Linked DNA regions of Homo sapiens: region 2 is linked to region 1. Evidence: read pairs that join two places in POLR2A ChIA-PET (ENCODE). Cell type or tissue: PC-9. All regions are shown on one strand. Links, peaks and the distances in the headings refer to the core of each region. The heading gives the core; the rest is flanking DNA. Region 1 overlaps PLEKHG6 (pleckstrin homology and RhoGEF domain containing G6). Region 2 overlaps LOC124902866 (a long non-coding RNA gene).

Region 1 (5,371 bases), core at 109-5,108:
TCTTTTTTTTTTTCTTTTGAGACAGAGTCTTACTCCATCACCCAGGCTAGAGTGCAGTGGCATGATCACAGCTCACTGCCGCCTCAACTTCCTGGGCTCAAGTGAGTCTCCCAGCTTAGCCTCCCAAGTAGCTGGGACTGCAGGTGTGTACCACCACACCTGGCTAATTTTTTGCATCTTTTTGTGGAGACAGGGTCTTTCCATGTTGTCCAGGCTGGTCTTGAACTCCTGAGCTTAAGCAATCTGCATATCTCGGCCTCCCAAAGTGCTGAGATTACAGGCGTGAGCCACCGTGCATAGCCCTGCCATGAATTCTTGAGCAAGGGTGAAATCAGTGTGTTTCCTCTTGAATTAGGTTTTCAGGAAATCAGGTAGCAGTGTGCTGGGTGGGCTGGAGGAGGGAGAAATTGGTGACAGGAGGTTTATTGTACTAGTTTGGGTGTGAAACATGGAAGGTTTAGTGCCACAGCCTTAGGGAGACATTGCAAAAAGGGACAAAAAACAAAGGAGAAGAAAGGACCTAAAGAAGAGGGAAGAGGCCGGGCGCGGTGGCTCACGCCTGTAATCCCAGCACTTTGGGAGGCCGAGGCGGGCCGATCACGAGGTCAGGAGATTGAGACCACGGTGAAACCCCATCTCTACTAAAAAAGACAAAAAATTAGCCGGGCGCGGTGGCGGGCACCTGTAGTCCCAGCTACTCGGGAGGCTGAGGCAGGAGAATGGCGTGAACCCGGGAGGCGGAGCTTGCAGTGAGCCGAGATCGCGCCACTGCACTCCAGCCTGGGCGACAGAGCGAGACTCTGTCTTAAAAAAAAAAAAAAAAGAAGAGGGAAGAGAAGGGGGAGCCTTAGGGATACTTTGGTTAAAGTCTATACTGAATTCAGAAAAATCCAGGTTCAGACACCGGTCCTACCAGGTCCTAGCCATGTGACCTTGGGTAAGTTATATGACCTCCCTCAACTTCAATTTCGTCATCTGCAAAACAGATATACACAATGACTACCTGCTTCCTAGGGAGATTCAAAGCTGTCATTCGGCTTAGGCACACAGCCTGGGGCCAGCACTGGGCACAGGCTCAGGAACTCCAGATACCCAGCGGCAAAGAGCACAGTTGGCCTCCCGAAGCTTCAGTTTGGAACACTGCATTGGCAATGGGACCCCAGACAGAAATGCAGTCATTAGAAAGGGAAAGGGAAATGTGTTTGTTTAGTTATTGCTTCCTCAGTGAGGTGGCTTTACTGTAGGAATATTTAAACAGCAGCGCTTTGAAATTGAGGCAGCCAAGATATAACCTAGTGGAGATATCTTAGGGGCTTTGGGAACAAAAGAAACAGAAACAAAGACCTGGAATTCAAGTGAAAGAGGAGGACAAAAAACACACCCCAAGGGGAGGCAGGTGGGTTTTGTGATGACAGTGGTCTCCCATCTGCCCTGTCCCCTGCTTCCGGCTCGGTTCACTGTCCCCTCTGCATGGCAGGGACTTCTCTCCACCACTTCCACCTAAGCCTAAACACACTTTCCACTAGGCTGGACTGACTGGCAAGTGACATCATTCTGGTGGTTAATCAAATTTTCTTGGCCAGGCGTAGTGGCTCACCTCCTCTAATCCCAGCACTTTGAGAGGCTGAGGCAGGCAGATGGCTTGAGACCAGAAGTTCAAGACCCAGCCTGGCCAACATGGCAAAACCCCATCTTTACAAAAAATACAAAAATTAGCTGGGCCTGGTGGCGCATGCCTGTAGTCCCAGCTACTCGGGAGGCTGAGGTGGGAGGATCACTTGAACCCGGGAGATAGAGCCTGCGGTGAGCTATGTTCCCACCACTGCACTACAACCCAGACAACAGGGTGAGACCTTGTCTAAAAAAAAAAAAAGTTAAATAAAACATTTTCCTGAAGGCTAGAGGCTCAAGGGGGAGCCCAGGGACAAAAGCGCAAGCTAGTGGCATCGGTGTCCCTAGAGCCCCAACTCCCCAGGATAGCCAGTGGGGCTGGCAGTGAATGGCAGGCTGCCTTTTTTCCTTCGGAACTGCCACCTCCACCTTCAGAACTTTCTCCTCTTTTTTTTGGTTTTTAGTCACAGAACAACAGCCAGACTCTCACCTTCTCCCTTTCAGAATCCCAAGAGCTACTGAAAATTACGGGTATTTTACTATGCAAAACAACTCAGTCCCCTGGTAGTCTCACTCCAGGCTAACAGGAAAGATCTGTCAAGATCTATAACCAAGATATGCACCAAGGCTCCCTGGCCTTCCTTAGCAAAACAAAGAAAACTGAAACTTTGAAATGACTTTTCCTGCTATTGTCTCACACCAGATTATTAGGGAATCCTCTCTAGAGCCATCAGTCTTTATACACTGAAGAGGGCAGTAGAAACTCTGTTGGTCCCTTTCATAGAGCAATCCCCAGGGGGCAGACTATTGTTTTCTCACCCTGGCAGAAACGTTGACTTGCAGATTTATTCCTAGCGGGTCTAGCTGTGATGACTCACACTTTTAGAGAAAGTAAGCTTCTCCAGGGAGAAGAGACTGAATCTTGGGGAATGCCCAGGGACTGAGAAGAGGAAAAGGAACAGAGACAGGAACAGAAAGAGCCGTCAGAGATGGCGACCAAGAAATTAAAGCAGGGAGACTGAAGGAGGCAGCCGAGGCTAAGAGCCAGGGTCTGAAGGAGAGGCCCGAGCAGCTGTCAGGGAGTTACTTCACCTCTTGGGGAGTTGCAGTGCACGCAGGACAGACAGTCCGCAAGTGGCCAGGCACAAGGCCCAGCACTGTATGGGCACTCCATAAATGTTTGCCGTTGTCATCATTAGAAGAAAGGGGTGGTCTTTGGGGCCTGGGTAGGGCCTGCTGCTGACTGGGGAAACGCATCCGCATCTGTTGCTCAGGAAGTCAGTGGGCACGTTTCAGAGTTCGGTTTTAGTCCGGCACTGGGGAGTTCTGGGAGGAGAGTGGGTGAATCTAGGAGCCACCCCAGAGACAGCAGGGAAAGGAGGCATTTCCTCTCCATGGGTACAAAGGAAGAAGAATCCTGCTAGGGGCCCTCCCTTCCTCTTCTCAGTTTTGTAGGGGGGTCACATTCTGGCTTAAGCGCCAATTTCCTTTTCCTTTCCCGTCCCCTCTGCCCCCATGTGTCTCTCCTCTTAACCAAGCCGAGAAAATTCTCCCAGGGTTGCTGGAGAGGCTTTGGGCTCGCTGGGAGGCACCTCCAAGAGCCCCATCCCGCCCATTCCCCCGACCCCCTACCCCGTACTCGGGGCTCCCCCTCGCCCCCCTCCCCCCCCCGCCGCCTCCTCCAGCCTCTTCCTGGGGTCGGGCAAGGGGCAAGTTTAGCAGAGATGATGGCATTGAACGTCCCTTACAGAAACCCTGCTTCCTTCCAGTTCTTCTTTCCCGTAACATCCCTTCCTTGGCACCCGAAACACAAACCTGAATTTGGGTCCTGTGGGGCAAAAGGGCACCCCAGCAGGACAAGCAGATCGGCCCAGCGCCTCCACCCTCTCTTTTCTCACTTCTTCCCTCCCTTCACATGGAGTTGGGAGATGAGGCCTGGGAAAGAGGGAGTCCTGCCCCAGGTCCCGGCCCTGGCAGGTTTCCTACCCCCAGGTACCCTCCCCTGCTCCGGCCAACAGACCACATCTTATGAGAATGCTGTCAGCCTTGGGAATAAGTGACTGGAGAGCCAGAAAAAGCAGAATGGGAACTATAAGCCTGGTGTCATTTTCCTATCCCTGTTCATCCATTTCGTCTCTTGTCCTGACCCAGCTGCTCCCCGGGTTTCTTGAGAGGCTTTGGGAAAGTCCAGGTGCCCAGGAGTTGCTGGCTCATATACTTCAAGCTGGGGAGATAGTGGAAATATTTAACAATTAGTATAGCATGGGCATCAACCAATCAGAAAGGAGCGCTGCACTAGAGGTCCTCTGCTGTGCCAGAGGTTATCTCCCTTAGTTGCTAGATCATGGGGATGGGGGAAGTGGTTGAGGCCCAGGCAGCAGCCATTCCCTTACCAGCATGGAAGACTTCAATATTTTAACAAGGATATGGCCATACCAGCAAGTCCTGATATCAGTGCTGCCCACAGCAGCCACCAGTACCTCCCTTTTGCCAAGGCTTGCCTCCGCCTCCAACCTCAGCTCTGCCACCTTCTCTTCCCTCTCCCTCCCCCTCCCCCTCCCCAAGCCAACAACCGACCTTCTGTAACTCTTTACCCTTCAAGGCTGTCCTTGAAAGTGTTGCAGTGACTGAACTAGGACTCAAAGAGCAAGGCCCTGTCCCAGCTCTGCTTCTCCATACCTGTGGCACCTTGAGCAAGTCACTTCACCTCTCTAGGTCTAGGTTTCTTGTCTGTAAAATGGGCTAACATTCATGTTCTCCACACCACAGGGCAATGATGTGTATCAAATGACCACATGTGCAAAAGTGCTTTGAAAATTTTTTCTCAGGTGGCGCTATTTCCTTTTGATGGTACCTGTATGAAATCGCTGAGGGAGGGAGAAGGCAGATAATATAATGCGTCCTCTCCTCAGCCTTCTAGGAACTTTCCTCCCTCTGAAGGACAGCAGAGTCCTCAGCCTGGGACAAAGCCCACCTCTGCCCACGTTCTGCCCTCCTGCTCCTCCCAGCTTCAGGGCAGAGGCCCAGGTGGTAGGAGAGGGATGCTCTTGAAGGAGCAACCAGTACCAATTCAGAACACTTATTCTACCATCACCACCAACCAGGGAGGGCTTCCTGAAGGAGGGGGAAGACCTGATAACAGGTCTGCCAATGGGACATGAGAAGCAGGAAGACCTGTACAGGTAGGAAAAGGGCCATTCTGTTCACCCCACTCACCCCCAACACTAGCTCCAGAGTTTGGTGCCACCAAATCCCGGCACCACCCCACTTTCTTATGGTAAGAAGTACCCCCTCAGACAGTTACTTAACCTTAGAGTCTCCATGTCTCAGTAGTAAGGTGGGGTAAAAATATCTGGTTCATGGGGTTTTTGTAAAGATTAAATAAGGTAATGTAGGCCGGGCACGGTGGCTTACACGTCTAATTCCAGCACTTTGGGAGGCCAAGGGGGGTGGATCACAAGGTCAGGAGTTTGAGACCAGCCTGGCCAAGATGGTGAAACCCCATCTCTACTAAAAATACAAAAATTAGCCGGGCACGTTGGCGGGCGCCTGTAATCCCAGCTACTAAGGAGGCTGAGGCAGGAGAATCGCTTGAACCCAGGAGGTGGAGGTTGCAGTGAGCCAAGATTGTGGCACTGCACTCTAGTCTGGGTGACAGAGCAAGACTCAGTCTCAAAAAATAATAATAATAATAAAATAAAATAAGGTAATATATGTAACGCACTTAGCAGGGTGCCTGGCAAACAGCAAGTGCTCAATA
Region 2 (5,371 bases), core at 120-5,119, 160 kb before region 1:
AAGAACCCACCAATTCCAGACACAGTGTGACAGACAAGCCATGGAGAATCTAGACAAAGAGGGCTGCACGCCAGCACCGTGAGGCAGGAACACGCCTGCTGTGCTCTAGGCACACCCAAGTGAAATGCTGAGGGGCAAGGTGGGAGCATCAGTTAGGGCCCTGGGGGCCACGAAAAGAATTTGGAGTGTCCTCTGAGAGAGATGGGGACCACTGGAAAATTGCGCAGAAAAGTGACATGGTCTGATTTACGTTCTAAGGAAATCGTTCTGGGTGCTCTGTTGGGAACAGACTGCGTTAGCGGGGGTGGGGATGAGGGTGGAAGCATGGAGAGTCATTAGGGGGCTAAAGCAAAGTTTAGGCCAAAGATGATGGGGGCTTAGAGCAGGAGAGGAGGGATGGAAAGGGGTGATCCGGTCATATTTTGAAATAGCTCTGGCAGGATCTGCTGACGAAGTCTACATGGGGTGGGAGAGAGAGAAGGGTGGAGGATGGCCCAGGTTTTGGACCTGAGAGGCCTGAGTCTGTATCATAACCAGCCTGCAAGGCAAAAATGGGTCTCGTTCTTCCTCACCATATCCTCAGGAATGTGGAGTGGGTGCCGGGCCAGGACGATGATCAGGGAGAGAGGAGGGGAGCAAGGACAAAAAGACGACATGGGGGAACCGGTAGGGGAAGAAGGAATATCTACACTGTGAACATTCCTAAAGTCCTGCCTCCCCCACGAAGTCTGTGGGACTAATCTGACGAGTGATGACTTCCTGACCCTTCTCAAGGGAATTCTTGCACCCACCTCCCCTCCACACTTCCCAGCTTCAACTCCCATCCTTGAACAAAAGCAGCACGTTAGTAACCTGCTGGTTGAGAAGTAACATAGGTCACTGTGGGATTCACTATCACATGGTCAGGCTATGAACTTGACTGCTGCAACAGCCCCAAACACCCGGGAGGAAATGAGCTAGGATGCATTTCTCCCTCATGGAATTCTCTGAACGTAAGTAGTCCAGGGCTGCTCAGCAGCTCCACAGGGCAGAGAGCCAGCCCCAGCTGTTCCACCCTGGGAGGCTGGCCTCATCTCATGGGCTCAGACAGCCCATCACCACATCTGCCCTCTGGACGGCCAGAAGGAGGAAGCTGGGTCAGGGGCGTGCGGGGATGGAGCTGCGGGTCCGGGGAATGAAGGAGGGAGGCCCCTGCCGCTTAAGGACATGCCCAGAGGTTGCCTCCGCCCCTTCTACTCACATCCTATTGGCCAGAACTTGTCCCTGTGGCTACCCTGGGTGTAAAGGAGCCTGGGAAATAGAGATTTTATTCTGGGGAGTCATGTCTTCAACTAAATCAATGACTATGGTAGAAGGAAAGGCGAATTTGGGGCCAGTCATGGTGGCTAACACCTGTAATCCCAGCAGTTTGGGAAGCTAAGGAGAGAGGATCACTGGAGTCCAGGATCTCAAAACCAGCCTGGGCAACATAGTAAGACCCCGTCACTACAAAAAATAAAAAATAAATAGCTGGGTGTGGTAGCATGTGCCCATAGTCCCAGCTACTAGAGAGGCTGAGGTGAGAGGATCACTTTGAGCCTGGAAGGTCAAGGCTACAGTGAGCCGAGATCACACTACTGCATTGCAGCCTGAATGACAGAGTGAGAACCTGTCCAGAAAAAAAAAAAAATTAGGGAGACTGCTAGCTGCTCTGGCACAGGGATGTCCAACGCAGTTGCATTTGACCTTAGTGTTAGGTTCCTACTCCCTGTGTGAGCCTCTCAGGATGGAGCCCAGCTTAATTTTATGCCTAGTGTTCCATTATTGGAACGCTAAGCATGCGGGAGTTATTTATATCCCACTGCTCTATGTCATTGCCAAGGTCTGATTTTTCACACGTCTGCAATTCAAAAAAATTGCAACATCCGGCATAAATGGGTTAATCCCCTTCATTTTACGCACAGACTTTTCCAGCATATAAAGCATTGTCACCCACATAATTGTACTTGGTCTTCACAATATGCCATGAGGTAGGTAGTTTAATTCAATTTTACCCATAAGAAAAGCAGGGTTTAGCAAGGTGAGGCGATTAGCACAGGGCCACAGGCTGATGAATGCTGGGATTTGAACTCAGACCTTCTCTCCAGAATATTTGCTCTCACCCCTCACTAGCAGGGAGTAATGGGGTTATTGTGAATGTGAGGGTGAGTGGATTTCTACCACTTATACCACCACCACCAGAAGCTTTCAGGAAAGACAGCAGCTAAAGATAGGTGTGACTTGATAGAGCACAATCCCATCACTCTCACAGACACAGAAAAATCTGCTCCAACCCTGCAAATCAGCGTGATATGGAGGGAAAGGCACAGGGCAGAGCAGCCAGGACCAGGCCTGGGACCAGGCCTGACTCAGCCAACATCCCCCCGTACAGACAGCCTCCATGTCCAAAACTGCATCTGTGATGATCAGCTTGTGTCTGTGCCACACCAATGTTTAATTTTTTTTTTTTTTTTTTGAGACAGAGTCTCCCTCTGTCGCCCGGGCTGGAGTGCAGTGGTGCTATCTCAGCTTCCTGCAAACTCCGCCTCCCAGGTTCACGCCATTCTCCTGCCTCAGCCTCCTGAGTAGCTGGGACTACAGGCGCCCACCGCCATGCCCAGCTAATTTTTTATATTTTTAGTAGAGACGGGGTTTCACCGTGTTAGCCAGGATGGTCTCAATCTCCTGCCCTCGTGATCCTCCCGCTTCAGCCTCCCAAAGTGCTGAGATTACAGGCATGAGCCACTGTGCCCGGCCTGTTTAATATTTTTAATATCATCCCTGGTGAATCTGTTCCTGGTGGGTCCCATAGTGTCCTGTTGTGTTGAGAAAGCTCTCTGAGCTTCAGTTCCACATGTACAAAAAAGAAGAAGCAAACCTTCCCCTCCCAGCCACCCCCAGCTCGAAGCACACCAGCACAACCAAAAGAGGTGACATCAAAGGTCCTCCTGAGCCCTTGGCATCATCCACCTCAACAGCCTCCCTGCCATACCCACAGCTCATCCATCCCAATTTCCAGTCCTGTAGCTGCAGCTCCCCACTGCAGGCCTGCAGACCACTCCTGGAGTAGGAGGAGTAGGAGTAGGCTGCAGCCCACTCCTAAGTGCACAGCAGCTTGGGAGAGCGGGCAGAAATTGCAGGGCCTTAGAATATCCAAGTGGAAGGAACTTCAGAGACTGTCTAATCCCACGGCCATGGGGCCCCCGAGTGGCAGAGCCTTGATGAATGTGCATGACACAGAGGGGGCTGCCCTCAGGCTTTCTGCGTGTTGCCCTGTCTAATTCAGGAGTAGCTAGGGGACCCTCGAGGCCCCACTGCCTGGCGTTGATCCCAGCTCTGCCATCCATATGGCCTCAGACAAATTAGGCAGCTTCTCTGTGCCTCAGTGCCTCAGTAAAATCTAGACAATAATGACAGCGGAGCACCCACCCAGTATGGTGGTTGTGGTGAATAGATGAGTTAATACGGCCGGGTATGGTGGCTCATGCCTGTAATCCCAGCACTTTGGTAGGCCGAGACGGGAGGACTGCTTGAGTCCAGTTCGAGATCAGCCTGTGCAACATATCAAGACTCTGTTTCCACCCAAAATAATAATAATAATTAATTAATTAAAAATAAAATTTTCTTTGGGAGGCTGAGGCGGGCAGATCACGAGGTCAGGAGATCAAGACCATCCTGGCTAACACAGTGAAACCCTGTCTCTACTAAAATATAAAAAATTAGCCGGGCATGGTGGCATGCGCCTGTAGGCCCAGCTACTCTGGAGGCTGAGGCAGGAGAATCGCTTGAACCTGAGAGACGGAGGTTGCAAAGAGCTGAGATCGTGCCACTGCACTCAAGCGTGGGTGACATAGTGAGACTCTGTCTCAAAGTAAATAAATAGGCCGGGCATGGGCTCACGCCTGTAATCCCAGCACTTTGAGAGGCCGAGGCGGGTGGATCACGAGGTCTGGAGTTCGAGACCATCCTGGCCAACATGGTGAAACCCCGTCTCTACTAAAAATACAAAAAATGAGCCAAGTGTGGTGGCAGGCGCCTGTAGTCCCAGCTACTCAGAAGGCTGAGGCAGGAGAATCGCTTGAACCCGGGAGGCAGAGGTTGCAGTAAGCCCAGATCGCACCACTGCACTCCAGCCTAGCAACAGAGCGAGACTCTGTCTCAAAACAATAAAAAATAAAAATAAGTAAATAAAATTTTCAAAAGATGAGTTAATACAGTAAATTCTTGTCTTCTTTTCTTCTTCTTCTTCTTCTTCTTTTTTTTTTTTTTTTTTTTTTGGAGACGGACTTTTGCTCTTGTTGCCCAGGCTGGAGGGCAGTGGTGCAATCTCGGCTCACTGCGACCTCCCGAGTAGCTGGGATTACAGGTGCCCACCACCACACCCAGCTAATTTTTTGTATTTTTAGTAGAGACAGGGTTTCACCATGTTGGCCAGGCTGGTCTGAAACTCCTGACCTCAAGTGATCTGCTTACCTTGGCCTCCCAAAGTGCTGGGATTACAGGTGTGAGCTACTGTGCCTGGCCAATACAGTCAATTCTCATTATTCATAGTGGCTGTGTTTTATGGAGTCACTGCAAACACTGAATTAGTGAATGCCAAACCAGTGCTCCTAGGGGAGATACAAGGGGAGGTTCCTGTGAGCCTCTGGTCACATTTTCATCAACAAATCAATGCATAACTTTTTCTTATGTGTGTTTCTGTCTAACGACACCTTATTCAATATATATTGCTGAATAATTCACATTGAACTCATAGCCAACAGCACTATAACTCATGCCTGCACGAAGCTTAACTACTAGACATATTTTCTCCACATGACACATCACAGCTTTCTCTCACTTAGGAACTCTGGACAGCACTTCAGCATGATGCTGGGACCATTTTAAACAGTGGAATCACCAACACGCAGCAGAAAAATGCAAAACACATGGTACCAAGTAGACCTTGAAAAGGACACTTGCTTGTGGTATGAGCTGAAACAAGAAGGCAGACTGTCACCTTGTTCACCCTCTGCTGGGAATGTGCACATCCTGCCAAATTTTTCTCTGCTCTGTGTTCATGGATGGCCATGCAAGCACTGTGAGTATTGATTTTGGCAATACAAGTAAATTGTATGGAGTAGACAAATTTTTATTTTTTTATTTTTATTTTTTTGAGATGGAGTCTTGCTCAGTTGCCCAGGCTGGAGTGCAGCGGTGCTATCTCGGCTCACTGCAAGCTCCACCTCCCATGTTCACACCATTCTCCTGCCTCAGCCTCCCGAGTAGCTGGGACTACAGGCGCCCGCCAACACGCCCGGCTAATTTTTTTTGTATTTTTAGTAGAGACGGGGTTTCACCATGTTAGCCAGGG

The links. Peaks named below come from ENCODE experiments on the same cell type or tissue, not always from the same donor. Only the 100,000 strongest peaks of a DNase experiment are listed, where the experiment ranks them.
Region 2: POLR2A ChIA-PET joins it to region 1 with 8 read pairs; 2 of 35 experiments call an interaction of 5 or more read pairs at or near these places.

Annotation. Positions count from the first base shown.
Region 1 is chr12:6,321,020-6,326,390 of GRCh38, forward strand. The region is part of intron 13 of PLEKHG6 (pleckstrin homology and RhoGEF domain containing G6); the gene reads left to right. Among named protein-coding and RNA genes, the nearest start is that of PLEKHG6, 13 kb to the left of the region's middle. RefSeq lists enhancers at 1,913-2,454, 2,343-2,412, 2,463-2,552, 2,996-3,537, 3,538-4,077. In PC-9, for the core only: CTCF peaks have their summits at 2,336 and 2,538; DNase peaks (open chromatin) are centred at 1,052 and 2,452; H3K27ac peaks cover 2,365 bases.
Region 2 is chr12:6,160,667-6,166,037 of GRCh38, forward strand. The region is part of intron 1 of LOC124902866 (a long non-coding RNA gene); the gene reads right to left. Among named protein-coding and RNA genes, the nearest start is that of CD9, 37 kb to the right of the region's middle. In PC-9, for the core only: no CTCF peak of the experiment used is centred there; no DNase peak of the experiment used is centred there.